Linked DNA regions of Mus musculus: region 1 is linked to region 2. The links are chromatin loops, found by intact Hi-C in ENCODE. Cell type or tissue: gastrocnemius. All regions are shown on one strand. Each heading gives the region's core, and the rest is flanking DNA. Links, peaks and the distances in the headings are about the cores only. Region 1 overlaps Lhpp (phospholysine phosphohistidine inorganic pyrophosphate phosphatase). Region 2 has its middle 9.2 kb from the start of Gm35364.

What was found. Hi-C counts contacts between places; a loop is a spot of excess contacts. Peaks named below come from ENCODE experiments on the same cell type or tissue, not always from the same donor. Only the 100,000 strongest peaks of a DNase experiment are listed, where the experiment ranks them.
Region 1: a loop joins it to region 2, with 2.1 times the contacts of the local background. A loop is called at or near these places in 2 of 42 quality-filtered maps.

Annotation. Positions count from the first base shown.
Region 1 is chr7:132,634,759-132,649,945 of GRCm38, reverse strand. It overlaps Lhpp (phospholysine phosphohistidine inorganic pyrophosphate phosphatase), which reads right to left. Exons shown (of 7, transcript NM_029609.1): 4 at 8,359-8,422; 5 at 7,367-7,459. Among named protein-coding and RNA genes, the nearest start is that of Lhpp, 32 kb to the right of the region's middle. In gastrocnemius, for the core only: a CTCF peak has its summit at 11,024 (motif pointing right); DNase peaks (open chromatin) are centred at 8,818, 11,078 and 11,349.
Region 2 is chr7:133,106,806-133,121,992 of GRCm38, reverse strand. It overlaps a transcript of Ctbp2 not described here. Among named protein-coding and RNA genes, the nearest start is that of Gm35364, 9.2 kb to the left of the region's middle. In gastrocnemius, for the core only: a CTCF peak has its summit at 8,556 (motif pointing right); DNase peaks (open chromatin) are centred at 7,353, 9,321, 9,526, 11,633 and 3 more places; H3K4me3 peaks cover 1,845 bases; H3K27ac peaks cover 5,094 bases.

The DNA of each region.
Region 1 (15,187 bases), core at 4,680-12,679, 470 kb after region 2:
CCTGGTGCCACAGAGCAGCTGCATTTTACCGGATGCTAAACACTCTGTGACCAGGTGACTGCGCTGTGAAAACTAATTCAGTGTCTGGCAAGTCTTTACAGTCCCCGGGTCAAAAGGTTTGCTTTAATTGTGAAGAGAGACTTATAAAAAACAAAATCTACCCCCCCCCTCTCTCTCTCTCACACACACACACCTTGCCTATTTGATAGGGTTTCAGCCCGGTGACTAGCCCGACTTCCTGCCTTCAGTGTTCTCACAGTATAGGTGTGGGGAGGATGTCATGGGCTGAGTTGTGTCCTCCGAAGTCAGCAAAGCCCCACCCCTGGTGTGAGTACTTAGATGTGACTGGGGTCCTTACTGGAGGAGAAAGAGACCCCACCACTGTCTCCATACAAGCACAGCAAAGGCCACATGAGGACACAGCAAAAAAGGCAGCCATCATGGTTTGGATATGGTTTGGGGTGTCCCTTGAAGGTTTGTGTGCTGCAGGCTTGGTCTCCAGTGTGACGGTGTCATTGGAGACACGTGTAACGGATACAACTGGAAACTGTTACATTGTGCAAAACAAGCCAGACTTAGAAAGGCAAACATAGCATGTTTCCTCTCATAAGCAGAATCTGAAGTGAAGTTATGTGTGTGTGGACACACAGGCGAGTGCACCCATGCACGCATGCATGTACATGTGCACCCACTTAGATAAATGTGCAATTATAGATCCCGAAACTAGAAAGACAATCATGAGAAGAGAGGACTAGGTCAAGGTGGTGGGCAGTAGAAATAGCAATGGAAGACATGGGAAAGGAAAGCAGAGAGAGGGACTGCCTAGCAAGGACAGCAAACAGTCGGAGGCAAAGGGGCACCAGGGACCAGCACACTTGAAAATCCTCATCGGAATTCTCTGATCTCTCTTCCTGTGTTTCCTGGCTATGTTACAACCAACAGTGGCAAACTGATTCCCATCAATATCCCCAGGTAATCAGATGGTATTCAGTCTTAAAATATGGGAAGTCAATACACTCTGGCCTTCTACTTATAGTAACAAACCAAAGTAGCTTTTAAAACACAATTTTTAAAGAGTTAATTTAAAGAAATCCTGAGCAAATAATAGTGCCAGTGGCAATTTCCATCTACAGGAAAACATGGAGTCTTTCTCTAGGACAGTGTTGGGGGGCACGGCTAAGAGCTTGACTGGAGTTGTTTGTTCGTTTGGTTGCTTTGTATCTATCATATGTACTTTCATACAGCTGTGTGAAGACCATCCAGCCATCTGGGAGGAGCCAGCCAGTGGTATCTAGCCACTGTAGTGGGGCAGCATGGGGCATTCCACACATGAACGGGAGACTCCAAATCTTCAGGATTTCCCAACAACTTGCACAGAGTGGCCTCAGGTACAGATAGCCAGACATCTCAGGTTAGACTTGCTTGCCCCCTTTCAGGCAACTGTCCTAAAACTGTTGATTCAGCCCTTAAATACTCAAGGGTTCCAACTCAAGCATCCATCGTCACCCAGGTGCTGGGACCTTTGTATGACTGGGCTCCCTACAAATGGAATCCCAACTACTATGTCCTGCCTGGCACCTGCCATGGCTCGGGGAACAGCAAAACTGTGTCCATGTGGGCTGAGTCTGTAGCTCAGTCAGTAGAGTTCCTGACTGGTATACACAAGGCTGTGGGTTCGAGCCCCAGCACTGCATACCTTAAGAAGGATGGTGTGTGCCTGTAACCCCAGTACTTAGGAGATAGAGGCAGGAAGACCAGAAGTTCAAGGTCATCTTCATCTACATAGTGAATTCAAGGTCAGCCTGGATGCATAAAATACTGCCTCAAAACAACTCTTACACATGTGCATTCACACACATACAAAACTGGACAGTGAAAACTGCCTTCTTAGGACCTTTTTGGGCTGGCATTTGTTGATGTAGCCCAGGGAGATGGTATCTGAAAAAATAAACAAAACAAAACACCTAATCCCTCAGAGGAAGTGCTGTCACCCATGGAAGAGCATCTGCAGGATGGATGCTTGGGACAATGACATGATACCAGTCAGCATGAGGCAGAGCAGCAGGAAGGAGAGGTGAGGGTGGCAGGAGCTGGGGCTGGACATGGGCAGCCAGCGGGATGTGCAGTGAAGCCTGTCTGGGCCAGCTTGTGGGCTCCGCATACCAAAATGCTCTCGGGACCCTGGGGAATTTACAGATTTACCATCAGTGAAGGGCAATAATCACACCAAGAGGAGCAATTATTGCCAAATCATTTAGGATTTAAAAAATCATTGGCAAGAAGATGGAGGTCAAGAGGTGCCCCGTCGGGGGAAATAAAAAAAAACAAAAAAACACCTCTACCTGTCAGGCCTGGCTTTTACTCCTTTCTATGATGTGATAGCGGGGAGACAGACATTCACAACTCAACAGCTAGACTCCAAGAGAACCCAGAAATGCAGGGAGCTGCAGGGGGCTGTCGCCATCCAAGACAGATTCTGTGCTTCGGATCTATAAAGCAGACTCTGGCTGGGCCTTCGGGTGGCTCGGCAAAGCATTTGTCTAGAGTGTATGAAGGTCTCCATTTAACAACCCCCCCCCCTCCCAGCACCACATAAAGCGGGCAGGGGCGTGCACGCCTGCGATCCTGGAATCTGGTAGATGGAGCAGGAGGATCAGAGGTTGAAAGTCATCCCTGGCTATACAGTGAGGTAGACACTAGTCTGGGCTAAAAACAGGATATCTGTTCTCCGATCCTTCACCCGCTCAGGTGCTCAGAAGAGTGGAGCCTAACGGGTGACAGGGGCTGGAGACTTCCAGGGCCTAAGGGCTTCCCAAGAAAACCCACGTCTTGTGAGCTGGGGCAGGGGTGGGGGTGGGGTACACAACCCACAAGGAGAGTCCTCAAGGGATATTTATACCTCCAGCTTCCAGGTACCTCAGAAACCTGGAGGTGACACTTGCTAAGCCGTGTCCACCATGGCCTAACACATTTATAAGGACTAACATGGCGAAAGCCAAGGATCACTGTTTGTGGTTTTTTTGTTTTGTTTGTTTGTTTGTTTGTTTTTTAACATGTATGGGTGTTTTGACTGCATGAATGTCTGTGTGTCACTGTGCCTGGAGCCCATGGATGCCTGAAGAAGGTGCTGGATCCTCTGGAACTGGAGTTACAGCCAGCTGGGAGCCACCATATGGATGCTAGGAATGGATCCTGTGTCCTCCAGAAGAGCAGGCAATGCTCTTAACCACTAAGTCATCTCTCCAGCCCTGGATCCCTTTTTAAGGGAAAAACTGGGTCAGGGATGTAGCTTACTCAGGAAAGTGCTTGGCCAGCATACAGAAGCTTTGGGTACAGTCCCCAGCGCTAGGTAAACCAGACATAGTGACATACTCCTAAAATCCCAGTAATTGGTAGGTGGAAGCTGGGTATGATGGCACACACCTTCAACCCCAGTACTTTCGAGGCAGAGGGAGATGGACCTCAAGGCTAGCCTGGTCTACACAGGGAATTACAGGCCACCGAGGGCTACAGAGTGAGACCATGCCTCAAAAACAACACAACACAAAACAAAACACCAAGTGTGTTGATAAGAATGTGGAGAGATGGGCAACCTAACACAACCCTTCCAAACTAGGATAAATGCTGTATGTTACAACCTTACTTACAGTGTCTGGAAAATAACAACAAAGACAAAAATATGCACATACAAAACTGTATACCAGGGTTATATACAAGAAGAAATGAGGATGCAACCCAATATCCAATAACAGGGAAATGATAATATATATGCATGCATATATGTATATACAGAAATACATATATATATAAGTATACACATACATATGGTGAGATACTACATAGTCACAACAATTACTACACAAAACTGCTTAAATAAGCACTAAGGGAAGTTTTCTCAAAAGATTATTAGGGAGAAAATCAAGTTTCAAAAAGCAGACAGAGGATTATTCATTTATATGGGAAAAGATTAGAAAGCTCAAATTGCGTTATTCTAGGATAGTGGAATGGTGGACTTTATTTCTTGGTACTTCTCTGAAATTTTTGATCTCCTTTGATAAACAGGAGGTTTGTTTTTTTTTTTTTTAACGTGTTTGTGTTCCTGTGTGAGTTTATGTGCATTATGTACGTGCAGGAGCCAAAGGAGGCCCAAAGAAACCATTGGCTCTGTTAGAACTGGAGTTACAGGAGGCTGGGAGCCACCATGTGGGGGGGGGGGGGAACCAAACCTGGGTCCTCTGCAGGAGCAGCCAGTGCTCTTAACCATGGGGCCATTTCTCCAGCCCCTGAACTTATGATGTGATGAGAAGAAAACAAACTCTACTAGAAAAAGCTCTAGGGGACAAAACCCTCCTAAGAGCCATAATAGGTCAGGAGGCATTGGAAGCAGCTTGACTGCTCACAGAATGTCTCAGCTGGGACTTCTAACCCTCCCACTCTGTGGTGCTGGGGAATCCATGTTGGGCCAAAGCATTCAAGTCCTGCTGGGCTAGATCCACTCCTGGCTTCTGCTCTCCTGGATTTCTAAACACACACATACACACACCCCTTATCCCCAGAGAAAACAGCCAGGAATAGGGCTCAGCGAGCACAGCAGTGAGGCTTCACTGGAAAGGCTGCAGGGGAAAAGTTGCAACCCTCAAATTGTGGTCACTCCCATCAGAAGCACAGAATGACCCAACTCTTATGGGACTGACCTTCGAAACAGGAGTAAATGCAGGGCACAGGCCCCGTCTTACAGCAGCCTGCTATAGACAGTTACAAGCCTGTCCCTCAATGGCTCTTTTTTAAAAAATGCTAATTTATTTATTATTTTATGGTAGGCAGTGGGCATGAACATGTCACTGTGTGTATATGGGGATCAAAGGGCAACGTGCACGAATGAGCTATCTCTTTCCATCATGTGGGTTCCAGAGATCAAACTCAGATTGTCCGTGCTTTGAGTAAAGGCGTTTACGGAACAAGTGCTTTTATGACAGAGTCCATCACCAGCCGTCAATTACTTTCCCGTGTGTGTGTGTGTGTGTGTGTGTGTGTGTGTGTGTGTAAAACTCTAGGAGTCAGTTCTCTACTTCCTCCTTCATGTGGGTTCTGGGGATCAAAGTCAGGTCCCAATGCTTGCCCTTTACAGTGGTTCTCCGCAGGGCAGTATCTAAAGACCTCACACCTTGGGAACAGGGGTGGTGCCACCACACCCAGCAGATGGAGGCCAGGGAGTTGCAATACCTTCCCAGTGTGCAGGAAGCGTCCACCACAGCCTTGGGAATTCCTAGAAGTCATGGGTAAGGTGTGCTGCTGCTCTTCTCCAGATTTCTGGACCCCAGAGAGAGCCTGATTACTTCTAAGCGGGTTGAGTTTCCAATTATCTGGGGTCAGCCCAGCCCTCTGCTGTTTCTAGGCTGTTTGGGAAAGATAGGTTGGAAATTGGACTGGGGACTGCCGCCACTGGAGCTCAGGCTCAAAACGCCTCTGCAGAGCCATTACCAAGGGAATGGCAGTAAAGACTTTATTGATTGGGGAAGCTCAGAACAGCCAAGGTGTGCCACAACCTGGCACCTGAGCAGCCTGCCACCCTTCAAGGGACATTTTCATTAAAAAACAGCAACGATAATACAGAGCCAGGGGTTCTTGCTTATGCATGCACGTAGTCAGGAGAAACTTGTCTTATAACGTGTATCCAAATAACTCTAGCAAGCATTTCAGCAACACGGCAGGCTGGAGCCAGGACAGAATGAACGGCACAGGACAGTACACACAGGTACTGTTTAAATTCAGATTGCATTAGCTCGACAAGGGCTAGGCACAAAGCCCAGGTGTGCTCCACATCACACAGACGGAGGTGGGAGGGACATGTTCCCTCCTTCCACCCCATGAGGCCTGTCATCAGGCTTGACTCGAGGTGACTTATTTCACCTTTATCACCCACGGGAGACCAGGTAGTCGTAAGGTGACATTCGTGATGGTTCATCCCTTCTGTTTAGGATTTCCCTGTACGAAGGGGATACTCACTGCTGACCCATTCATGGGGAATAGGCAGGCATCTGAGTGCGGTTCAACCTTTTAGGTACTGTGAATACAGCTGCCATGAACATCACTAAATGGTTTTAGGAGACTGTTTCTGTGGTGGTGGGACTCAAACCTAGGGCTTCATTCTTGCTATCTTCAGACCCTATGAGGTAGTGATGGTGGTTGTCGTCTGAATTCCTGTCCCTGTTATCTGGGCTACAGCCAGGAGCACGATTGCTAAGGCAGACAGTAGACTCATTTAACACTGAAGACCCACCAAAGGCTCCCTCCCAGCAGTGCGGCTAACTCACGGTCCTACCAGCAGAACACGAGGGTTGCAGCTTCACCACATGAACGCTTGCGATCCTCTGTTACTTCTTTCCTTCAGCATCTGTATTAGACGATGCTTTCTGACTTGTGATACTAATGAGCCAGGAGACTGGGCCATCTTTCTATGGACTTTTTAAGTCATTGCCTGGGGCTGTACTACTTTGTGGCTGTGGCTAAAATGCCACGTTTAAAAAGAAATATTGTAATATGAAAGGATACAACAGGTCTGAGATTATTTTAAAAATATGACAGTAAAGCCAGGCCATGGTGGAACAGCCTTTAATTCCAGTACTTGGGAGGCAGAGGCCAGTCTCATCTATAGAGTGAGTTCCAAGATAGCCAGGGCTACACAGAGAAACCCTATCTAAACAAACAAATAACCCACAAAAAAAACCCAAGAGAGTAAAAAATCCGTTCTGGGGCTAGGGAGATGATAGGGCTCACTGGGAAAGGAGCCTGCTGTACACGCACGAGGATCTGAGTTCTAATCCCCAGACCCATGGGAAGGTGGGCACAGCACTACACATCCGTGATGCCAGGAATCCTATGTTGAGATGGGAGGGAGAGACAGGAGAATCCCTGGAAGCTCAATGGTTAGCCACCCTGACATCTGCAGCAGTGAATAAGCTCTCAAAGAGAGAGCAAGGCAAGCACTAACAACCAAGGCTGTCTTCCGCCCTCCACATGCACACTGTGGCACATGTGTGCCTGTGACTTATACACATGTACATGTACACGCACATGGAAAGCAAGGAAGGAAAGCATTAGTATTTTAAAGGACAAAAACAATTCGAAGTGAAGACTCTGTGTGACCCAGTTGTTGGGCTGCATGGTAAGAAACTGTCTCCTTCCTCACGGTGAGAAACGATCGGGGCCAGCAGGATGGTTCAGCGGGTGTTAGCACTTGCTGCTGATCCTGTCAACCTGAGTTTGGTTCCCGGAACCCACACAATCTCATACCCCAAATAAGTATATAAATAAGTAAATGTCGTTTTAAACATGTAAAGAAGAAAGGAAATTCTGCTGTGCCTACCTGGTGGGCTTCCACCCCTATGGCTTGTAGAGCAGACTTGAAGAACTCAGGGGAGGGTTTCCCCACCACTTCAGCCTTGATACCACAGGCATACTGGCAAAGAGAAGACACAGTATGAGTTTCAGATCAGGAACACGGGAGTAGACACACATGGAAAGACTGACCGCCTCATGATGATCAGGATGCCATGGGCCTCAAACCCTCTCACAGGCAAGCGTGTCACAACTCCACAACAGGCTGCTGCCTAGAATGCTTAGGACACCTACCTCCAGCTCTGCCGCCTACTTCAAGAGTGCCCACAGCAAGTGGCATACCTTACCTAGCAGAACCACGAGTCTCCCAAGGGACAGGAGACCAAGGCTCTCATTTGCCTGTTCAGCTACAATCCCATCTCTTGCCTCTCCCTGCTACCCACCTCCAAGTAGATCAAAGGCCCTCCTAAGTGTGTCTAGGATTCAATCCACCCACCTGCTCACCCTTCTCGCCTGGGCACAGGTGGACAGGGGCTGCTACTATTGTGGAGCTGGGACATGGTCTAGCAGGAATCTGGGCAGGGGTAACTGACAGGCCAGTCACAGTGGACTCTGGAGGTCTTGCCACAGAAGGCTTTATAACCTGGAAAGTCATCTCAGGAGAGGAGTTGGGAGGACACACAGCCTGAGGGGTTACAGGGCTGGGAAGGAAGCAGGTGATCTGAAGAGACACTAAAGCCATGAGTCAGAGTGGTGAAGAGCATGCTGGGAAAGAGCACCCAGAGGTTGGCTGGGGGTCAGAGGGATGACACATACATACATAATGACTGTGTGATGATCAAGATAATGGACCCTAACTGCTGCCTGAGGAGAGACCTCCATTACTTCCACAGAGGAGACGGGGGTGTGGCTCAAGCCCCACACAGGATGCTCCACTCAGAAACATGAGAGGCTACTTGTCTATAAAGTACACCATCTTCTCCAGAAAGCCAGGGCCTGGGGCAGCACCAGGGCAGGTACCTCGAGCGCCTTCATGTAACCTCCAACGTCCAGCATCAGGCCAGAGGTCTCCTTGTAATAGCGTCTGCAAGAGAGCACAAGGGAAGGGGGTTCACAGAGAGCCACAGGTGCAGGCCAGTCCCGATGCCATGCTGAGAGTAACCGACAGAGGCCACATGGCAGAAGCAGAGGGCCAGCGGCAGTGGGGCATCATGGGTCATTCAGCCACTAGCCCCCTGCTGCTGGCCTTGTAGGGACCCCTACCACAATGATTAACCAGGAACCCAAGGGGGACAGATGGATCCCGTTACTAACACAGAGGAAGACAAGTGACCCGTGTTTCGGGAAGGGACGGCAGCCCCCCCAGAGCATGTGCTGACTCCCTAATTGCTAATAATTAACCCCTAACTGCTGCCTGAGGAGAGTGCTCCATTAGTTCCACAGCAGCCTGCGACATCCCTATTAGCTGGGGTCAGGCAAGGTGCCAGGTTTCACAGGCACCAGCTGCTTCCTTGAGACAAGAATGTCTTCCCAACCTCCCAGAGACAGCGCAGGCTCAGCTCCTCGGAGGGTTCCTCGGTTTAGCCCCAGTGCTTAGACCCACAGCCCATCCACATCAGACCAAGGCCTCCCTCGAGGTACATAAGAGTCCTAGCTGCAATGTCATCCATTTCTGGGGCTCTCTGAGCAAAGCCACGTGACCAAGGAGGCAAGAAGGTGGCTTAGCCATCACCCTCCAGAGATGAGGTTCACTGAAACCCAGAAAATGGCACAGGAATCCAAGTTCTGAGTTATTAGGGGAGTCTGAGCACCCACGTCAGTCTTCCCTTCCTTCTCCGTCCAGGGGACATTAACTCAGCATGCGAGCTGAGGATCCGAGAACAGGGGATGTAGGCTGTCTTCAATACTGAAATTCCTTCTCTGATTTCTAAAAGTGACTTTGCTCTATGTAAGCCTTTAGACCTCAGCTTCCTCGCCTGTGACATAGTCAAAGCAATCAAAACCACCCATATCTAGGGCAAAGTAACACACTACATAAACAACACCATTCCTTACACAATGCCTAGAACACAAACACCACTCACCAAAAGACTGGAGACGACTACTATAAACAGCTGCTCGTGGAGCTAAGACAGAGGCCCTGAGATAGGAGGCTCAGTGGTAAAATAATACAAGCCCCAGGCCTGGTGGGGTCACTCCTGTAATCCAGCACTCAGGAGGCTGAGGCAGGAAGATTGTGAACTCTAGGTCAGCTGAGGATACATAGCAGATCCGATCTCACGAATGTCTTTTCTTTTTCACCTTTCCATGTGCATGTGCTGGAACACGGTCCAGGAATGGAGTCACGTGAGAACGCTGAGTGCTTGTGAGAAAATGCCAAGAAAACAAGACAAGACTCTATGACCTCAATTTCTTCAAAACATGGAATTATTCTTGGAAAGTGTTTTGTGCTCCTCCCAGGTATAGCGGCTAGGAGTGAGGTTACTTCCAATACTCATTCTTGCTTGCTGTTGTTACTCAATTAGACATTGAAGCCATACTTGATAAGCCTCTATGGAGAATGTATTTTTGCCACGTGTAGCTTGTTCTCATGATTGTATGCAGCTTTCAAACTCATGAAAACGTTACTCATGTGATTTCTCTTAACCCTCAGAGTATAAATTGTCAGATGCTCTGAATAACGTAGGCAATTGCATGTGGCTTTAGTCTGACTCGTTCCCCATCCTCCTAGTCCCACGGTCTCTAGAGCAGTGACATGTATGTGTGGTGCATGTGTGCACACATGCAGAAGCCTGAGGCTACGTGTCAAGCTCCCTGGGCCACTTTTGCACTGTAATTTTGGGGGGAAGTAGTGTCTCAGTCAAACTCAGGGTTTGCTGATAGCACTAGTCTTGCATCAGCCATCCTTCTCTTAGAATATCCCATCTCTACCAGCCTGGAAGTACAGGCAGTCTGCTACACCAGCTGGCATTTATGTGGGTCCAGGGTATCCAAACTCCAACCCTCTTGCTTGCATGCCAACAACCTTAACCACTAAGTCATCTCTGAAGCCCTGAAGAAATTTTCTTAAAAGGCTTCTTGGGGCTGACAAGGTGGCTAAGTGAGTAGAACACTTGCCAAGCAAGCATGAGGACCTTCAGTTCCCCAGAACCCACATGAAGCCAGGCCTGGTAGCATGTGTCTGCAGTCCCAGCACTCCTGCGACAGATGAGAAGCAGAGACAGACAAAGCCCCAGAAACCAGCCTGGCAAACAACAAAGAGACCCTGTCTCAAACATGGTAGAAGATAAAGAGTGATTCCCGAGGTTGTCCTGTGACCTCTACATGCATACACCCTGGCATGAGCACACCTACACTTATAAACAAACATGCAGGTAGGCAGGCAGACACAGGAAGACAGACAGACAGACAGACAGACAGACAGACACACACACACACACACACACACACACACACACCTGTGACCTCAAACATGCTTACCCTGGCACGAGCATGCTTACACTTACTGACACACAGGCAGGCAGCAGGCAGGCAGGCCCGCACGCACATACCCAGGCATTCATGCATGCGTACACACACAGCTTTATTTTTTTTCTATTGTTACAATAAACTATAATGCCTATTTCCTTAGCCAGGTCCAGAGCTTCAAAGAACTGGAGAAGGATAAACAGTATTTGTCCAGCAGAGGGAGCCATTGGTGCTGGAGCTGCACTGTCTGGGTGGCAGGTGGCTTAGTCTCAGTCCAGGACTCTATGAAGGGCTCAGGGACCTGCACGACCTGGGACCTGGCACCTGGCATGCACCCCTGGCTCCCAGCATAGAAGAGATGCAAAAAGACTCACAGAGAAACTGTGAGAGCAAAGATGGTGAGCTGCGCGAGTAAGTGACAGAGAGACAAGCTGTGTCCTGAGGGGAGGCGGCTCACATGGAGCGAGGGGAAGGAGTCCGAAGACCGAGGGAGCACTTTGGGATCACTAGAGCACCTGATGGGCTTCACACTAGGCCACCTCCAAACCCACAGATGGGCCATCTTCCTTGCACACGGGCCCAGAGGCTACAACTCTTGCTCAGAGGAAGCTCCCAGGAGAAGGAGAGGGTGGGCAGAGGTGGGTTGGGCAGAGGACAGAGCAGGGACAGACCTAACTCAGCTCAGAGGCGTTTGCCAGGAAGCAAACAGAAACTTCTACAACACAACTGGAACAGGCGCAGCTGTTTCTCAGCCGAGGATTCTGGGGATTTCCAAGCTGCCCTGGGGACAGATGGATACAGGATCCCGGAGACTGGGTGGATGGAAACAGGCCCCTCTCATTTAGAAACGGCACCCCTAAGGAGTCCTCGAACCACAGCTCTGCTGGCCCCAGATCTAGAAGTTTATTCGAAAGTAAAAAGGACTTCAGGTTATCTGGACTCACCAAAGCCCGGCCTTCTGAGCCAGAGGAGAAGGAGTCTCGGGAATCAAAATGGAAACCTTGCCCCCCCCCCCCCTCTCAACAAGCGGAGGCTTGTTTTTGAAACAGGCTCTTAACTATGTAGCCCGGCTAGCCTGGCATTCTTTATGTAGACCAGGCTGGCCTCCAACTCACAGAGATCCTTCTGTCTCCACCCCCAAGTCCTGGAACTACAGGTGTACGCCACCACCTCCGTTTATATGGTGCTGAGAATGGAACCAAGACCGAGAGTCTCACACATGCTACCAACAACAAGCTACTTACCCTCTCACCCCTGCCCATTCTCTTTCTTACTTTTTTAAACTGAATCTGGGCTGCTTTTTATAGAGCCCACAATTTCTCTATTTCTTACTCATTTAGGAAATCAAAAATCTACCTGAAGCCAACTGTTGGCCGTAAACACTTTAAGGGAAATAGCGAACAGGCATCTTAAATGTATGTCCCTTCACTAGTGACAGGATATAGTCTTCTTTTCTTTCTGGCACCGTGTGGCCCACTGCAGGAGAGCCCGGGGGGCCCTCCAGCTACTGAGGGCCACTGTGGCTACTGGAGACGCAGGCCACAGTGGAAGAGCAGTCAGCTCAGATTTTATGCTTCGTTTTCCTGCCGTTTCCGATTCCTCGGTGCAGCCTCCCTGCAAAATGACCACTTGACCTCTCCCAGAAGAGCCATTAACCTCCATAGTCTGCAGAGTAAACAGCTTAATTTCCTGATGGCGCGGCATGACAGGAGAAATTACAAAGCCAATTCCCTCTCTCTGTCCGCACAGATGCCAAATGTAAATCACTCCATTTCCAGGAGAGGGGCATCCTGCCTCCTCGCACCCTCGGGGAGGCCACTCCAGCCTTGACTCTAGTGACAGGAGCTCTTCCTGGGCCTCTGGGCTACCTGGAGAGGCTGCCACTCTCAGAAAGCTGTAGAGCCCTTTCCCTAGGGTTGAAACACCCCACCTTTCACCCAAGTCAGAGTCTAGGGGGCTGGAGTCCCCACTCATACCAAATGAGTGTTACCCACGGCTGAGTGTGCCCAAATTCTCACCCAGCCAAGAGCAAGCGATTGCTATTTTCACCATCCTTTTCACCAATGCATTTATTCAGACACTACTTGTAATCTGGAATAGCCCCTAGCAACGATGAGACTGCATTCAACAAAAATGAGCTGACATAAATGACCTATAATATTACCTTTTCATTATGCACATTTTCTAGTGCAGGTTTGCTAACTCAAATATCCAAGGACAGGGCCCAGATCACTGAGTTAAGCAGTCCAAGTGTGCCTAGCTCAGTGGGCACGAGGGCCCAGTCACCAAAGCACAGGATGGAAATACTTCCGGCAGGATACCCTGCTGCCTACAAGCTGGGCAGGAACTCCAAAGCATCATGCAACCTCAAATGTATGAGATTCTGAACTTGTGTTGCTGTTTCTGTTGACCGGGCGAGACACACACAACCTTCTGGAAATCATCTCACAAAATGGATAACTGTGTCACAGAGATATTTGTGTGTACAAAGTCATTCACAAGCTACTGTTTGCTGACCATAAGAAACAGGCCAAGGGGTCTGGGGAGATGGCTCAGTATGTAAACCCTTTGCTACACAAGGGTGAGGACTGGAGTTGCAGGACCCCAGTTCATATAAATGCCTGAAGGACATAATGGCCCACCTATAGCTCCAATCTTGGAAGGCCGAGACAGAGGACCCCGCAACAAGCCAGCTAGTGAGATCGGTCCATACCTCTGATCTGTGTTTGACTGAGAGATGCTGCCTCACTAAATAAGGTGGGAGACGGATGGAGGATGATACTCCTGACAACAATCTTGAGCCTCCATATACATGTACATGTGCGAGCACAGACACACACAGACACACACACACACACACAGACACACACACACACACACAGACACACACACACACATGCATATGAAAACATGTACATACACACATGAAAACAGAAAGAAAAAAAAACCCTACAGCTTATAAAACAAGGTCAAGCCGACTCCCACATTAGTTTCCTTTTCTTGTTGCTGTGACCAAATACCTAACAATTTAAGAAGGGAAGGAAACACAGACTCAGGGTCTGAGGGTCACAGAACGCCGGGGTGGGGAAGCATGAAGCGGCCAGGCCAGGTCAAGCTGCATCACAGCGAGGAAGGAGAAACAGGTGACTGCTGGTACCAAGTCAGCAGCATCCTTCTTCCCCCTTCCTCTTACTCCAGGACGCACGTACATGGGATGCTGCCCACATTTAGGGCAGGTCTTCCCTCTTCGATTAAACCTCTCAACACTACCCTCACAGATACATCCAGAAGTGTGCATCCTTCACAGTTATAAAACCAGATGAATGTGTGCATCTGTAAGCATTCAGCTGAGGACACGCACTCAAATACCGGTGTTTGTGCTACGCAGTGAGGCTGCAAATACCTTTCTCTTCTTCTTAGGCTTTGAGATTTCTAAATTTCTTCAATGAGCATGTGGTAAGGAAAGATGCTAGCAGGCCTTGGGCTATAGCTCAGTGGTCCAGCCTTACTTGGCATGGACAAGGCCTTGAGGGGGAAAATCGCTTTGTTAGCTACCATGGCACATGTCCATAACTCCCGAGGTCAGGAGATGGAAGCAAGGGAATCATATAGAACAGTAACTAGCTTCAGGCCAGTGTGGGAGTGTGCTAGGCCCTGTCTCAGTTAGGAAATAGGGTTGGAAAGATAGCTCTGCAGTTCAGCAGACTTGCTCTTACAGAGGACCCGAGTTTAGTTCCAAAAATTCACATGGTAGCTCACAAAACTCCACTTCCAAGGAGTCTGACACGTTTCTGACCTCTGTGAGGAGTGGGCCTATATGTAGTGTACATACATACATGGAGGTAAAACTTTCATATACATAAAAGTTTTTAAAAAGTGGTGGCGGTGCACACCAGAACTCAGGAGGAGGCAGAGGCAGGTGGATCTGAGTTCAAGGTCAGCCTGGTCTGCACAGTGAGTTCCAGAACAACCAGGGCTACACAGAGAAACCCTGCTGTGAAACAAATAAAAACAAACAAAATTCTCTTAATTAAAAATGAATAAAGACATATTAAAAAATAAAATAATGTAAGGGAGAAAGAAGGATGCTAAGTCAGCAATGCTTTCTTTAAAACAAAAAACAAAACAAAACCAAAAACCAAAAACCAAAAACCAAAAAAACAAAACATGGTGCCAGAGTCTGCATCCTGACTGTCCTCCAGAGGCCCAAGAGCTTGGTCCACACCTGATGGCAATGTGGAGAGGTGGTACATCCTTAGGGAGGTGGGCTCTAGTAAAAAGAAGTTAGGTCTCTAAAGGGGGAGCCCACTGAGGGGATACTGGGACTCCTCCTCTTTCTCTCTCTGCTCACCAACCTCCATGGAGATGAGCTGGACTCATC
Region 2 (15,187 bases), core at 4,091-12,090:
CTTTCTTCTCCGGCTCGCGCCCTTCCCTCTGCCTTGGGCGACTGAGGCCGGGCAGCGCGGGAGTGCCGGTGCGCCCAGGCCTTGCTTTTGCGGGAGGCCCCGCGGCGTGGCCGGTCGCCTGCAGCCCACGCTGCGCCCAGGGGCTAGGAGGCCGCGGGCCCGAGAGCTCGGCGCGGTCACCGCGGGCAAACCCTCGCGCGCACACACTCCCTCCGGTGGCTTGCTTAACGCCGGCGACTATAGTCGCCGACACGGAGAGTGCGTGTGCGCGCGTGTGTGTGGTACCCTTGCCCAGCCCCCACCCCCTACTTTTCTTAGATGCGGCCCAAGCAGCGGTTGGCTTTAGGGGACTCAGGTTTGGGATTTTGTAGGGGACCGCAGGGAATATCTTATGAAATCTCTGCGTGCTTGGAGGCTGCTGGCAATGGCCTACGTCGCCACGCCAGGCTCCCAACCTCGGGCAAATAGACCTTCCTGGATATTTGCCCTATTTTCTTTAAAAAAAAAAAAAACAACAAAAAAAAAACTAGGGAACTTTTGAGAGTCCTTAGATGCGAGTGGTAATAGAACTCTATGCATTGGAAAGTTGAAGTCCAAAGGCCTTTATTTGCAGTTTTTTGGGACATGTATATTTTTATCTGAGATGGGTGATTTTTTTGAGGGAACATTGTATTGGGGTAGAGGGATTACAAAAGTAGTTCTGCTTTCTAACTTTGACGGGATGCATCAACGGTGGGATCTCTTTTTGAAGGAGATACGGCCTTCTCTCCTCGTGCTGAGTTCAAAGACAGTTTTAAAATTACCTCGCGTTCGGCTCCTGGGGCTGCCGTTTGCCTCTAGATAGATTCTCAAAGAACTAGTTCCCATCTACTTAGGACAATTCTGGTTTGAAGCATTTTTTTTTTTAAATAAATCTTTCATATCTTTAGTAATGGGACTTTAAAAGGATCTTGTTTTTATAATTACTTCATCTCAAAGAGTACTTCTTAATAGCAATTACAGAGTAATATTTTAAATGCCAATTCAACATTTTCAGCCCCAGCAACTTTAACGTGAAAACAAGGTTTCCTTTTTAGTGTTCCAAATAACAACTGTATCTTAAAGTTGGAACATTGAATATCCTTTTGTCTGGCTCTGACACACTCCTGGAAAAACCCCCAGTGCCCTTTTTATAGCCCCCCAAAGAAAAGTTAATGAGCTGGTAGGTTTCAAGCTAGAAGCAGGTCCTCCCTCTTGCAAAATATGCTTAAAGTCGCCATTGAAGTTGAATGTTAGCCGTGAATGTACTTGCCTTTAATGAAACCAGTTTAATCGTTCACACTTGATCAAGTATAACATGACCAAACAAAGGAAATAAGCCAGCATATTTCTGTAGTGCATTGAGGGGTTTAGTGTAAGTGTTGATGATGGGTCGCCCCTCCCCCCACTCTGCCCCAGTTCAAGGGAGAGCGGGTTGAAAGCTAGGGGGATTTATGACACTGATTGGTTTTTCTGTGCCCCAGGGGTAGGGGACACGGGTACGTCTCTGTGGAAAGCAGCTATTAGAGGGAATCCAAAGATCTCAGGTTTGCAGTGAGTTCCGAACCTGACAAGGTGCGTTTTTGGTTTCTTGTCTGGGGAGATACTTAAGCTGAAGGAGTATAATGCCCGCCTCCCTCCCCCGTGGTAATGGCACCTTAATAAGGGAGAGTGGAGGGCGGTGTGGTGTGCCCTGCTGAGGGGAGCTCGCTGCCACGTGAGTTATTTACGGTTTCATTTGGGAGCTTTGAAACTGGGCTCTTGAATGGGTGTTCTTGTGGGGGAGGGGCAGGGTGAATTACCTTTTCTTAGCTGTGATTTAAAAAAAACAAAACAACCCCCCCCCCAAAAAAACTCAACCCTTTGTCCCGCAAAATGCATTTCCTTGCTGAGCTTGAGTTGCAATTTATGTGTGGGATTTAGTCGTCAATTTAAGTGAAGAAATGTCTGTAAAATTTAAGTGTGTCATTTCAGAGTTAAGAAACTTAAAAAAAAAAAGAAAAGAAAAATCATCCACCAAACCCCAAACACTGCCTCTGTAAAAAACCTGTGACATACTTGGTGAAATATTTTGGCCCTTTCAGACTCAGGCACACCTGTTCCTGTCCCTGCTGAGTCGTTTTGATTTCCCTGGCATTGTTAACCTAGCTCTTGTACACAAGATGAAACGGTAAAACTTGCTAGTGGAATAATTATTAACTACTCCATCCATTACCCTTTCAGGGAATAATCAATAACCTCACTCTTGACTTTAAAAACTCCAAATAGAAATTGTCCTGTTAGTCTAGAAAGTGTTGTAAAGAAAAATTGGGTTAGAGAAACAAACAAGTAGTGACAACAAACTATGAAAACAAGCTGTTTAGGGTGTGCTGAGAGAGCAGTCAGGTCAGAGATATACTGAACCAGCAGGAAAGTGAGCCTAGGATGGCATATTTTGTTTGAATTTCTTTTCCTTCCCTTCCTTCCTTCCCTTCCTTCCTTCCTTCCTTTCTTTCTTTCTTTCTTTCTTTCTTTCTTTCTTTCTTTCTTTCTTTCTTTCTTTCTTTTTTTTTTTTGTGATCAGGTCTCTCTACATAGCCTTGACTGTCCTGGAAGTCACCATGCACGGTGACCCAGAACTCTCTTTGTAGACCATGCTGGTCTAGAACTCAGAATCCTCCAGCTTCAGCCTCCCACATAAAGCTGTGTGCCACCACACCTGGCCTTCTTACAGATTTATGAAAAACGGAAAAGGTCTTTCAAAAAGGATACCTTTTAGGGTCACCTTTCAGGGAGGGCTACTGCTGTGTTGTAGCAGGGGCATGTCTTTTGCCAACAACACACCCTGGCATCAAGAGTCATATTTGAAGGTGCAGTTATCCCTTCTGCACTCAGGGCTCTGCTAAATGGAAAGAAAATGTAAAGAGTTTACAACATTGATGTAATGGTGGTCTCAGTTCTCACTTTTTCCCACTGACTCTTCAATATAGAGGGACTCGTTATAATGTATGTGAGTTCAGCTTGGGTCCCTCTGCTAATAAACTTTCTATCAGCAGAAAGCAGCAGGCCACACGGAAACACAAGGATTCGCATAGCTTGGTTGGGAAGGGACTAATTTACCTATTGTGCTGGGTAGGAACAACTCAGTTACTACCATGCACAGGTAATAACAGCACCATTACAGAGGGTGGAACACAATTTTGTAGTCTTAAAAAAAAATAGTACAGCTTGATCCTTCACAAAGAAATGCCACCTTTTGGTGAAATCTTGGGGTCTCTTACTAACAATCTTTCCATGGACTGATAGGTCAGGAATGAATGCTCACGAGGCTTGTGTATGCTGAAAAGTTAGGGGGTACAGGAATGTTTGGGTGGGCGTATTGCCTAGGTGGATCACCTTACCTATTACAGCTGGTAAGCATGTCCTAATTTACTTTGGCTGCAACTTAAAGTTACAGTCCCCGGGGAGAGCTGGGAATATCCGAAGCTTTCCCCAGTCCCACCTTTTGAAGTTAATTTTTATTCAAGTCTGGCTTTAATGGAATATGTGTCATGGAGTTATGAAAGGTTTTTTTTTTTTATTTTTTTAAAGCCCTATCTCTGAGTTCAGAAAATTATATTTAATAATCGCCAAAAACTTCAGAACCAGTTTTATAGTGGCTCTTTTGATCATGATTTAATGAAAAGTATCCAAAAGCTATCAGTGTGACTCTAATGATAGTCACAAATGAATGTTTGGGCCTAATCTGGAGTTTGCTTTTAGATGTCATTATTAATGTGGAAGGCCTAAATTATGGCTGCTCTTGGGCATTCAGAACTTCTCCTATGAAAAGAAGGGCCTTGCACATTGTGTGGAAGAGGGGGATTCACAGATGAATATAGAGTCTAAAGTGGTGAAAGAGCCTGGCCATTGTTTGTGCGGAATGTTGACAAAGGGAGCCAAGGGGCAGTTTTCCCCTTCTGCAGGAGAACACAACAGGGATGGGAACCAGCCTGGCATTCATCTGCCTTGGTCAGGCATGGAAATTTGGCCAGCTTCCCTTCCTGAGTTTTTCTTAGAAGGTGGTCTTACTGGACTCCAGGAGAATACATGCTTTGGTTCTTAGCAGTCTGCATTCTTTTTGAGGAAAGATTACAAGGGCAAATAGAAGCAGTTTCCGAGAAAAGCATTAAGAATGACAACTCCCTCACCCCCCCCCCCCTTTCAAATGTGATCTTAGGAGAACACTATCTATACAGTGCCAGACACTGAGGCAACTGAAATCCCAGGAAGGACCTGACTTTGTGTTTAATTCCTCCCTGTGCTCCGGCTTTGCCTTTAGGGACCGGATCCTATACTTGACTATTTGCTATAGGGCCTGCCTGTTTGTGGCTCCTGCTGTTATTTCTGAAAAGGCTTCTTTGAGTCTTCATTCTCAGAGCCTTTCCTCGCACTTCCACGTGGGACCCATGATGGCTCAGGTGACAGGCATTCCTGGTACCTCGTAAAAATCTCCATCCAAACTGGAACCATGTGGGTAATTGTCTATTCCCAGGGCTGCGTCTACCTGGTATTTAGCAATGTGCACTCATAATTTTGAGGCCCCCTGGCAGTTTCCATCCACCAAGCTTGGTCCCCTGTGGGTGCTTAGAAGTGCCCGGCTTGAGCTGTAGGCCTAACGTAGATTTAACAGTTGGCTGCTAGAGTGGACTTAAATTTCATAGAAATTGTGATAAAATGGTTGGGTTCTGACTAATGGGGCAAGCAGTCATGCTAGTTTTAAAAGGAATTGTGACTTCTGTCCTAAGTACTAGAACTTTCCTTTCTCATCCCCCAAGCTGGGTGGTGTTTGGAGGATGTTAATCCTAAATTGCAGGTGACTGGGTTTGTCTAGACCTCAGGTGGCCAGGAAAACCCTGGTGAAGATGTCTGTGTGGGGGTGAGCTTTTGTAAACTAGAAAAGGAAATAATACCTTACCCTATGTTTGTTTGTTTGTTTGTTTTTTGGTCTAGTCTAATGTAACAAAGGCTAGACTTGAATTCCTTCCTTGTTTCTACCTCACAAGTGCAGAGATTACAGACATGCAATGAACCCCTTACCTGGTTTATGGTGTTGATTTTTTTTTTTTTTTTCCTTTCTGGATTCTGGTCAGCATGTGCTTCTTTCTTCTTGTATTACAACATCCTAATTATGATTTACACTGCTTGGCTTAAAGATTGTTTGCTAGGAGATAAGAAAGCAGTGGCTCTGGGTATTACTGGAGCAGCCCATAGTGAGGCCTGCTCAGATGATGTGGAAAATAGCACCAGGCTTCCTTCTCAGGCCTCATTGTGGCTCTGCTCCCATCATGCCTCTTGTTATCTCAGGAGGAACAAAAACTTTATTATTGAAGTCATGGAATCCTAGGAAGTTTGTCTGGAAGGAACTAAGAGACCAAGCTCATGGCCTAATGGGATACTTTGTTTTTCTTGGTCCTATTATGAAAGTTAAAAAAAATTAATATGGAGGCCAGCAAAATATTGCTTTATGGGTGCGAACGGGCATAATGAAACCTGGAACTGTGTTTACACCTGATCGGAAGAGAGGAGTAGGAGGGGCAAGGGGCAGCAGGTGAAAATGACTTGCTGGAGAGGATCTCTGTACTTTCCCTTTAAATGAACCCTAGTTGTGACTATTCTCGCTGATGGAGAATTTTAGTGTGTTCTACTCGAGTCCAAATAAAGTGCTTCACTGCTAGCTCTTAACGCCTCGCACACGGTGAAACGCTGGTGTGCTTACACTCAGATCTGCCTGCCTTAAAACCCAAGTCTTGGGATGGTTGAAAGAAAGAGGTTAACATCCTGAACCCCCAACTCCCATTTCCACTCCAAAAGTGCCCTCGGCGGTCACGTGACCTTGCATAATCCAGGAAGGGCGCTGCTGGTTCCTCGAGAGAGGGGTTTGCTGTTGGAACAGCTTGGCCAGATAGGACCGGATCGTGCAAGCTCCAGGCACTGGCATAGCTTGAATGACCACTGGAGCCCCGTGTTTAGGAGTTTCCAAACACCAGAAACCCAGGTGGAGGCCGAGTCTAATGGGCTTCATTAGGAAGATGCCCTTTCATTTTCTTTCCTAATGGAGTGGACGACGGATATTTTAAGTTTCATGTTTCCCTACCTTCTCTAGATGTTATCCTAATCTGCACTGCTGGCTGGATAGCCTCTCTGCCTTTTGGAGCTGGTGGCTCAGGTGCGTGCCATGGTCAGATATTGTCCGGAGAGCACCCATCGCTTTCTTTTGTTGCTCTAAGATCTGGTGATGAATGTCACTTGGATAGAGTGATTTTTTTTTTTAAGTGCATCAGATGTCCATATGCATATATGAATGTTACAAGTAAGATCTGGGAGTGTTTTTTTATCTTAAAAACAGTTCACAGCCATTAATCTTCACGAGGCTCTGCGAGCTGGGTAAATACAATAATTCCTGTTTATTGCAAGGAAGAAATAGAGTCGCTTTTTCCAAGTCACGGAGGGGCTGGGTGTTTTTTTTTTTTTCCCTATCCTTGTTCCGGTAGAGCAGAGTTGGGCCCTCCAGGACCCTCTGCCTTCTACCCAGTCGGACACCAACTTCCGGTGTCCTGAGCGACCTTCCAGGCGGGCAAGAGAGGCTGGGTCTAAGAGGAAGGTCTCGGTCACACCTGGCCCCGCCCCGGGAGGGGGCGTGGTCTGGATGGGAAGTGAGGGGAAGGAGCGTGGGGGGCCTTTCATTTGGCTTTTGAGGATCTGGAATCTCAGGACTCCAAGTGGGCTTCTAGCCCCTGGGGTGTGTGCACCTGGCGACCCCGCCCGTCTATCTCTGTGCCCAGGGTGAGGCATCCGACCCGGGGAAAACTCCCCTGGTCCGGGCCTTTTCACTTGCTAATCTAAACAGCAGGGAAGTGTTGGAAGGTGATGGTAATAGACCCTGTGCCCCAGCCCCCACTTCCTTCCTCCTGCCGCTTCCCTCTCACCAGCTGGCCTCCATGGCCTGGAGGGAGCTGCGGGCGGGGTGACTTGAGATTCCTTGGTGGGGAGGACATTCAAGTGGGCCCCCAACTTCAGCTCAGCTGAGCCAGGTGCTTGGCGGGACCCTGTCCTGAACACTTTTCTGCCCACAGTGATCCTGACCCAATGTTTCTGACCTGGGGGGGAGGGGTCAAGATGTTTCTAGCGCCTCCATTAGGCTTTCAGGGCGAAAGGCCCACAGGGGTACAGGGGTATCATCCCTGTGGCAGGTTTGCTGTGCAGTAAGTTCTAAAGTGCTGTTTTATTTGCTCTACAAACGGCCATAGAGCTTGACACATAACTGCCAGGACTGAGACCTACCATTTCCGCCAACTGCTGCGGGTGTTTGTTATGGTGGCCGCTCAGGGGCCTGGGGATCTTAGCCGGAGGTGCTGGGCACTAGGGGGAGGGGCAGCGGGATCTAGACTTGGATTGAGGGTTCTCCATGGTGAACCAATTTCTGAACGTTAAACTTCCTCTGTCTTGTAGACTTCATTCACGACTTCGGATCTCCTTGCAGCGTTGTTACTTAATGATAAGAGTTTAACGATGTAGGGATGGTCAATTGAGCCCTCGCTTGTATCTGGCTCTGGCCCACCAGTCTCCCTAGGTGGAATGATGGCAGACTGAGGAAGGAAGGACTTTGAAGTGACTTGCTCATGACCTCTCCATGGAGCTGGGACCTGACGTTTGGAAAATGGTCAGAGTAGGACTTCCTGGTTCCACCCTATCTCCTCCATGGGAGCAGAGGGAAGGGGTAGATTCTGTGTTTTTCCCGAATTCAGACTGAAGTCTCAAATAATTACTCCATTTTACCCTGCCCTCAGCTCATAGGTTCCCCAGAGCCCCGGAGCTGTGAGAAGTCCGGCTTCTGTTCATTTTGTCCTTTGAGTGATCTTTTTGATAGCGTGATCCACCCTAAAGTGGGGAGACTTTCCTAGAGTAGACTCTCTAGGCCTTTAAACATTTATTGCACTTAAAAACATTTGGATCCCATTTGTGTATATTTGTGGGTGCGCATGTGTGTGTGTCCAGGTTGCAGGTGGACAACTTTCAAGAGTCAATTATCTCTAACCTGTATGTTCTGGAGACTGAGCTCCGACTATCAGGCTTATTAGCAGAGCTATCCCTTAACACACACACACACACACACACACACACACACACACACACACACACACAGTGTGTGTGGGGACAGTCTTGCTATGTTTTGTAGGGTGGCTTCCAACTCACAATCTTCCTTTCCCCAAGTATTGGAATGAGGTGTGTATGCGCGCATCACCACCTGCTGGTAGGTTCCCTTCACTTTGTACTGGAGATCTAGCTTAGGGTACCTAGGGTCTCCTGCATAAGCTAGGCAAGCACACTCAGCTATATCTCATCCCTTTTCTCCCGAAGATACCAGGCTGCTCTTAAATTCACTGGGCAGCCTCAGTCTCCTCCTGAGCAGCTAAGACCTGTACTGTACTACGAGATCAGGCTTCTCTGTATTTTAAAAACACACTTTTATTTTATGTGTATGTTTTGCCTGCACGAAACTTTGTGCACACAGTACATGCAAACACCAGAAGAGGGCATCTGACCCTCTGGATGAAACTGGAGTTAACAGCCATTGTGGGTGCATGGGTGTGTGCGAGCCTGTATGCATCCAGGTCCTGAAAGAGCAGTCAGTGGTCTTGACTGTTGAGCTTTCTCTCCAATTACTCTCAGTGTAATCTTGAAGTGACTATTCAAACCTGGGAGGTCTTTGAAAGTTTCTGGCTGTCTGGAAAGAATTCTCTGGATTACTGACTCATGGCTTGCGGGGCATACACACACACACACACACACACACACACACACACACCCGTCCATAAGCAACTCCTTGTGCTTAGGGACAGGCATCACTTTTCCAGTAGGTAGATTCAGACTATCCTCAAAGCAGGCACTACCTTTCTGGTGAGTGCCCCTCCCTTGGAGGGAGAGACAGGCGCCCTATACCCCACTGTTCCTCAATTTCTACACATAGATATTTGGAGAAAGCTGGGCAAGATCTCCCCTCAGGACGATGGGATGGTCCGTCTGCTCCACTCCTGTAAAACCAGTAAAAACTTCCTTTCAAGGAAGTTCTAGGTTACAGCCTTGCTTTTGTGTAACACTGGCCTTAGCCAGGAATTTGAGTGAGTTCTCCAGAACAAAAGGATTAGTCTTCCTTTCAAAGTGGCCATCCGAACTGAAGGGAATGGCATGAAGTTGGGCGTGCCCTAAGATCCAGAGCCCAGCCCTGCCCCTGTGGTGAATAACTCAACCGGAAAGGCACCCAGGGCAGGAGCTTTGGACCTAAGGTCCCCATATGCTGGGGATTTTCCTGAAAAACAGGCTTCCATTGAAAGAGTGAGTGCCTTCCTGCTCTGCAGCTCTTCCTTCCCCTTCGAGAACAGGTGTGGGCCTGTGAGCTGGGGAAATCCCTGTAGTTATGTTGGGGGACCGGTCTGAGGCTGAAAGGCAGGGGGCTTGGCTCCATGGTGGGTTCAACCCTGATAGGATAATGTGCCAGAGGTGTCTCTTAACAAATTACTCATGTTTGCCCTGGCGTCCTGGCCCTGCTCCAGCTTGGGTAATGATTATATTTCTGTCTATTTTAAGAGCCCTCCCTCCTGAGTTTTCAAACAGGTCGCCCTTTACTTCATCACGCAGAGGTCTGTTTGGGGGGGGTGCTAATTCTGTATTGGCTTTAACTCTACAGGCCTAGGTGATGGGACAGGAGAGGATAAAGCCCCTTTGCTTGCTGACCACTGTGACTGCATGTAATTTTCTTATAGACAGTCAGTCCCTGCTAGGCATGGCTTCAGGTAGTCTCCAAACCATACCGGTGGTTCTGGCATGCAGAAAGTATATACCCCTAGGGGTCAGGGGTCCTTTGCTCTGAAGAAAAGCCACTGAGGCTGGTACTTAAGCTAACTCCTTCAACACAAGGTAGGGGTGCCTGAGTTCTGCCCACCCCATGGAGGGACACACTGGTCTCCTGATCATCTGGTTTCCCCATCCAGCATTTGTGCAGTTCTGTTGGCCGATCGTTCACAGTGCTTTTAACTTGGGGATGGAGACCCCCTCCCCCTGATCCTCTGGGATGGAGACCCCTCCCCCTACCTCCCCATGCAGCATCCTTTCATTCCTCACCCGAATGGAAGACCAAACTGTGACTTAAGCAAAAGCCAGGAGCCAGTAAGGATCAAGTTGAGAGTTCCTCTGAGTATTTTCACTGGACCAGTGGGTAATTTCTTTTCTTCCTAAAATGGCCAGGTGTACCCCATGGAACTAACTTACGGACTCATTTGAGCTTGCTTCTGAATTTTGTCTCCTTTATATTATGACTGGGAACTTCATACAGCTGAGTTTGTTGTGTACAAGGATTGCAGGGAGATAGAGTGATTCCAGGGTTGTTTGCCTGGGCTCTGTCCGTCTGTCTGTCTGGCCTGTGAGCTTGGAGGTAAATTCATAACTGCTATCCCAAAGGGAAGCCTGGGAAAAGGTTTCCCAGCTGCTGCCTGTCACCTAGAGTAGGGTCAGGCTTAAAGCTGCATTCCAGTAATTTTTCAAGCTGGTGATATATAAACTTTGCTTTGGGGGGGTGGGGGGGGGCACTGGGTGCCCTGTACTGTATTGAGGCGAGGAAGAGTAGAGTGGGTCTCAAATTCCTTGGACAGACCTACATCTTGCAGAAATATTTACATTATGATTGGTAACAGTAGCAAGGTTTTGAAGTAGCAAGTAAATAATTTTATGGTTGAGGGATTTTGTGTTTTATGGTTCCCCAGCCCAGCCTGAGGGACGGTATTAAAGGGTCACAGCATTAGAATGGGTGGGAAGCTCTGATCTAGAAGATGTTGTCACTTCTTTTAGACGAGAGAGACGCCCTTCTAGAGGCCAGTAGAAGGATCAGTGTACGCAGGGGGTAGATTCTTCTAGAATGTGTGGCAAAGATGGCATGGAAAGAACGCTGTAGCCCTCCCTTCATTCTCATTTACTTAGCTCTTGACGGGGGCTTAGGTTTCTGAGTCTGTAGAATGGCGGTATGTAATAAGATCCCACGAGGTAATATTTTATAAGTGCTTAGAACAGGCTGACGTATTAGATTGGATTGTTAAATTAAAAAAAATACTATATAGTATAAAAAACGCTGTATAGTAAAATAAAATAAACCTGCTGCTTTTGTGCAGAGAAAGGCCCATTCTGCACTTCAAAGTAGATGGATATTGAAGGGTTCCCATCAGACATCAAGAAGGTGGGAGGGTCTGCTACAGCCGAAAGAATTCCTGGACTTAGTTGGAGGCCATTATAAAAGGATACCTGGGATAGGTATCAATCTGTTTAGGGAAGGGCACTGAGTTTGGTTGGCTTCTCATTGGTTAATGGGGCCAATGTGATAAATTAAAAACAAACCAAAAAACTTGCAAGAAGTTGTTTTTAGACAGCAGAATGTTACTGTGTATTAGCTAAGTCCAAGAAATGCCTAGTAAAATATTCATGTGTTACCGGAGACCTCCTCCCTTTCCGTGGAAGGGAAGAAAACTGGCTGTCCTGCAGGGTGGACAACCAACATGGGAGCTGTGCCTGGTCCAGCTGCTTTTGGCAGGTGGAAGCTGCCAAGGAAAAGGCTCAGGGTTTGATTGTGTACCCTGGGAGCCCAGTTCCCACCGCATCGAGCAGGGAGCCACAGCATGGGCAGGCCGGCAGGCAGCACACTCCTTAGAGCCTGCCCCTTCCTGGCTGGTGGACTGGCTCATTCTCTTGGTCTGGAGGCAGGAGGATCTGTGTGCAGGTGATTGATTGCCTTATGGATCTAGTGTGGGTCACCTGCCTGGTATGTGGTATTGTGTTCTTGGTTGGTGAAGAGCTTTGATTCAGCGGAGTAGCAATTGGCTTTGTGTGTCTAAGCAGGTTTCTGATCCAGGCTCTTCAAAACCTGGAAATGGTCTCCAGGGTATCTATCCATCCACTACCAGAATCCATGCATACTATCAGATACTGATGAAGCACCCAATATGACCCAGACATACATGTGTGTGTCTTTATGGAGTGATTAGTGAGAATCCAATTTTAATCCTTTTTTTTTTTTTTTTTTTTTGGAGATAGTTTCTCTGTGTAGCTCTGGCTGTCCTGAAGCTCACTATGTAGACCAGGCTGGTATTGAGATCCTCCTGCCTCTGCCTCTCTAGTACAGGGATTAAATGTGTGCACCACTACCACCCATCTCTTTCCCTCTTTTTTTTTTTTGTGTTTTGTTTGTAAGACAATCTTGCTGCATAGCCCAATCTGGCCTTGAACTCTTGACCTGCCTGCTTCAGCCTCCTGAATGCCAAGTTCACAGGCTGATTCCAGTTTTAGTGTGAGCTGCTGCTCCCTTTAGGCAATGCCACTCCTCTGTTACCTGGCAGGTTCTAGGTGTGTGTTGTAAGGCTGTGCGCATGCGCCAATGTAGAAGGCACTGTGTGTTGCCTCCGAGGAGGGTTGGTCATTTCATAGACCAGCTATTTCTTTGCACTCAGTTCACGCCATTCAGAATTTCTTTTGGAGATGGTTCTTGAAGATGCCCTTGGAAAACTGGGGGTCTGCAGTGCAAGGGCATAGGATATATAATAGGCCGTGCGTAGGATCCAGACTGTGAGGGTGGATAAGCCCAGAAGTTGCTGACGCCCGTGGCGTTTGCCAGTAGTTTCTATTGCCACTGTGGTTCTGGTGCCCCGGAGGGAGGAACGCTGACTGAAGTTACAACACAATTAATAGAACTTAGTAAGTTGTATTCTCGTCTGTCTGCCTCCCCTGGGCAGTACTCTAGTTCCCTGCCCCTCTGCAGATTGGCATGGGGATGGAGTTAGAGGCCTCCAGTAGCACAGAGAGGTCCCTTGGGTGAGTACCAGGACCCTTTAACCAGCCCTTGCTCTGCCCTGCTCTCCAGGTGACCTGTGCATTTTAAGTTAAGAAGTTGGCTGTGGGTTTGGTGGTTTTCACATGAGTGACTCCTGCAGTCCCCAGGGAGGACCTAATGACTGGGTGGTTCCAGAGAGGCTGGCTGCCAGAGAAGGGGGATCCCTGGGGCACCCCTTCTAGGAGTCCATCTCCTGGGCTCTGCACACCATCATGTTGGACAAACCCCAACATCTGTATTTTTAGCAAACTCCTCCAGGTGGTTCTCCGTGTAGTCATCCCAGAACCTGCCAACCACACACAGTCTGTCTTTCTCTAAACACAAACCACTCCCTCAGCGCTACACCCACACACTTGAGTCTAGTTATTGAACATTTGGCATGCAAACATGGTTGAAAGAAGGTTTTATATAGCTTGAATAACCCCCAGATTGAATGAATACATTTGAAATTTGACACATGTATTTGTGTCTTTCTGTCTTTGCTTTAAAAGTCTCTAGAACATCACCAGTTGAGAGGAAATTGTGTGTGTGTGTGTGTGTGTGTCTGTGTCTGTGTCTGTGTCTGTGTCTATTACTCTCCGGCTGGTCTCATGTGGAGATGAACCTTGAACTGTATCTGCACACAGAAGTGTTTATTCAGATGAGCCTGTGATGAGAGTCATAGCATGTAAGCAAAGAAACATTTTAAGACTTGGCTTGGTGAAGTGCATCATGAATATCCATGTTCACATGATAGATGCGTGAAGCTCAGCTTGTTTGTTTTGAGACAGGGTCTTACTCTCTAGCCCAGGCTGGACCGGAACTTGTGGCAATCCTCCTGCCTCCTTAGTGCTGGGATTATAGATAGAAGCAACATGGAAGTTGATAGGCTTAATACTAGTTGATACCAGCATTAACATGCATGGATTATGGGCATTTGCGCCTCTACCAACAAACCAAATCTACCTTTATCTACCCATGCAGATAGCATTGTTTGATTAAAAAATACTAGGCACTCAAACAGATTTGGGAACAAATACCTTCTGTTTTAGAAACGACATTGAATGCATTTTGTGGCATTTCCCTCTCTCTCCTTTCTTAAGACAGGTGGCCCAAAGTAGACTTTAATTTTCCCTCCTGCTTTAGCTTTAACTGCTGGGGGCTTTGCGTGAGCAACTGAGAAAGCTTCTCTTTATTATCACTGTTTTCAAGGTTGGTCATCAGTTGATTCCTTCCTTCCTTCCTTCCTTCCTTCCTTCCTTCCTTCCTTCCTTCCTTCCTCCCTTCCTTCCTTCCTTCCCTCCTTCCTTCCTTCAAGGGTCATGTAGTTCCAACTGGCCTTTAATTCCATATTTAACTGAGTTTGACTTGAGTAGATAGCTTCTCGTGCAGGGATTACAGCCTGTGCTACCACCCAGCTGCCTGCCTCACTTTCTTATCCCCACCCACCCCCCTTTTTTAAAGATTTATTTATTTTATGTATGTGAGTACACTGTAGCTGAACTGATGGTTGTGAGCCTTCATGTGGTTGTTGGGAATTGAATTTTTAGGACCTCTGCTCGCTCCGGTCGGCCACGCTTGCTCCAACCCAAAGATTTATTTACTATTATACATACGTACCCTGTAGCTAGCTGTCTTCTGATGCACCAGAGGAGGGCATCAGATCTCATTATGGGTGGTTGTTTGCCACCATGTGGTTGCAGGGATTTGAACTCAGGACCTTTGAAAGAATAGTCAGTGCTCTTACCCGCTGAGCCTTCTCGCCAGCCTTCTTATTCCCTTTTTAAAAAGGATTTATTTATTCTAATTTATGTGGATAAATGTCTTTTCTGCATGCATGTATGCGCACCAGCATGCCTATTAGATCCCCTAGAACTGGGGTTATGGGTGGTTATAAGCCACCGTATGAGTGCTGGCATTGGGCATGAGCCCTCTGTAAGAGCAACAAGTGGCCTTAACCAGTGAGCCATCTCCCCAGCCCTTCCCTTGTTTTCTGTTTGTATAAATGCTTTATTATTGGCTTATTTAATTTTAGTTTACTAGTAACCCTATATAATGCAGAAAGGAACTTTCCACCCTGTCAAAGCCCTGTGGATCGCTTCACAATTCTGGAAAGAGTGAGGCCATTTTGTGGGTTCTCCACTGGTGCCAAGCTGTATAAAGAATGGCTGTGTTCTCAGATAATGTGAGCTTAGGGGTGGGTGGAAATGCACAATTTTTTAAAAATTTATTCATTCATTATATATAAGTATACTGTAGCTGTCCTCAGACACACCAGAAGAGGGCAATCAGATCTCATTA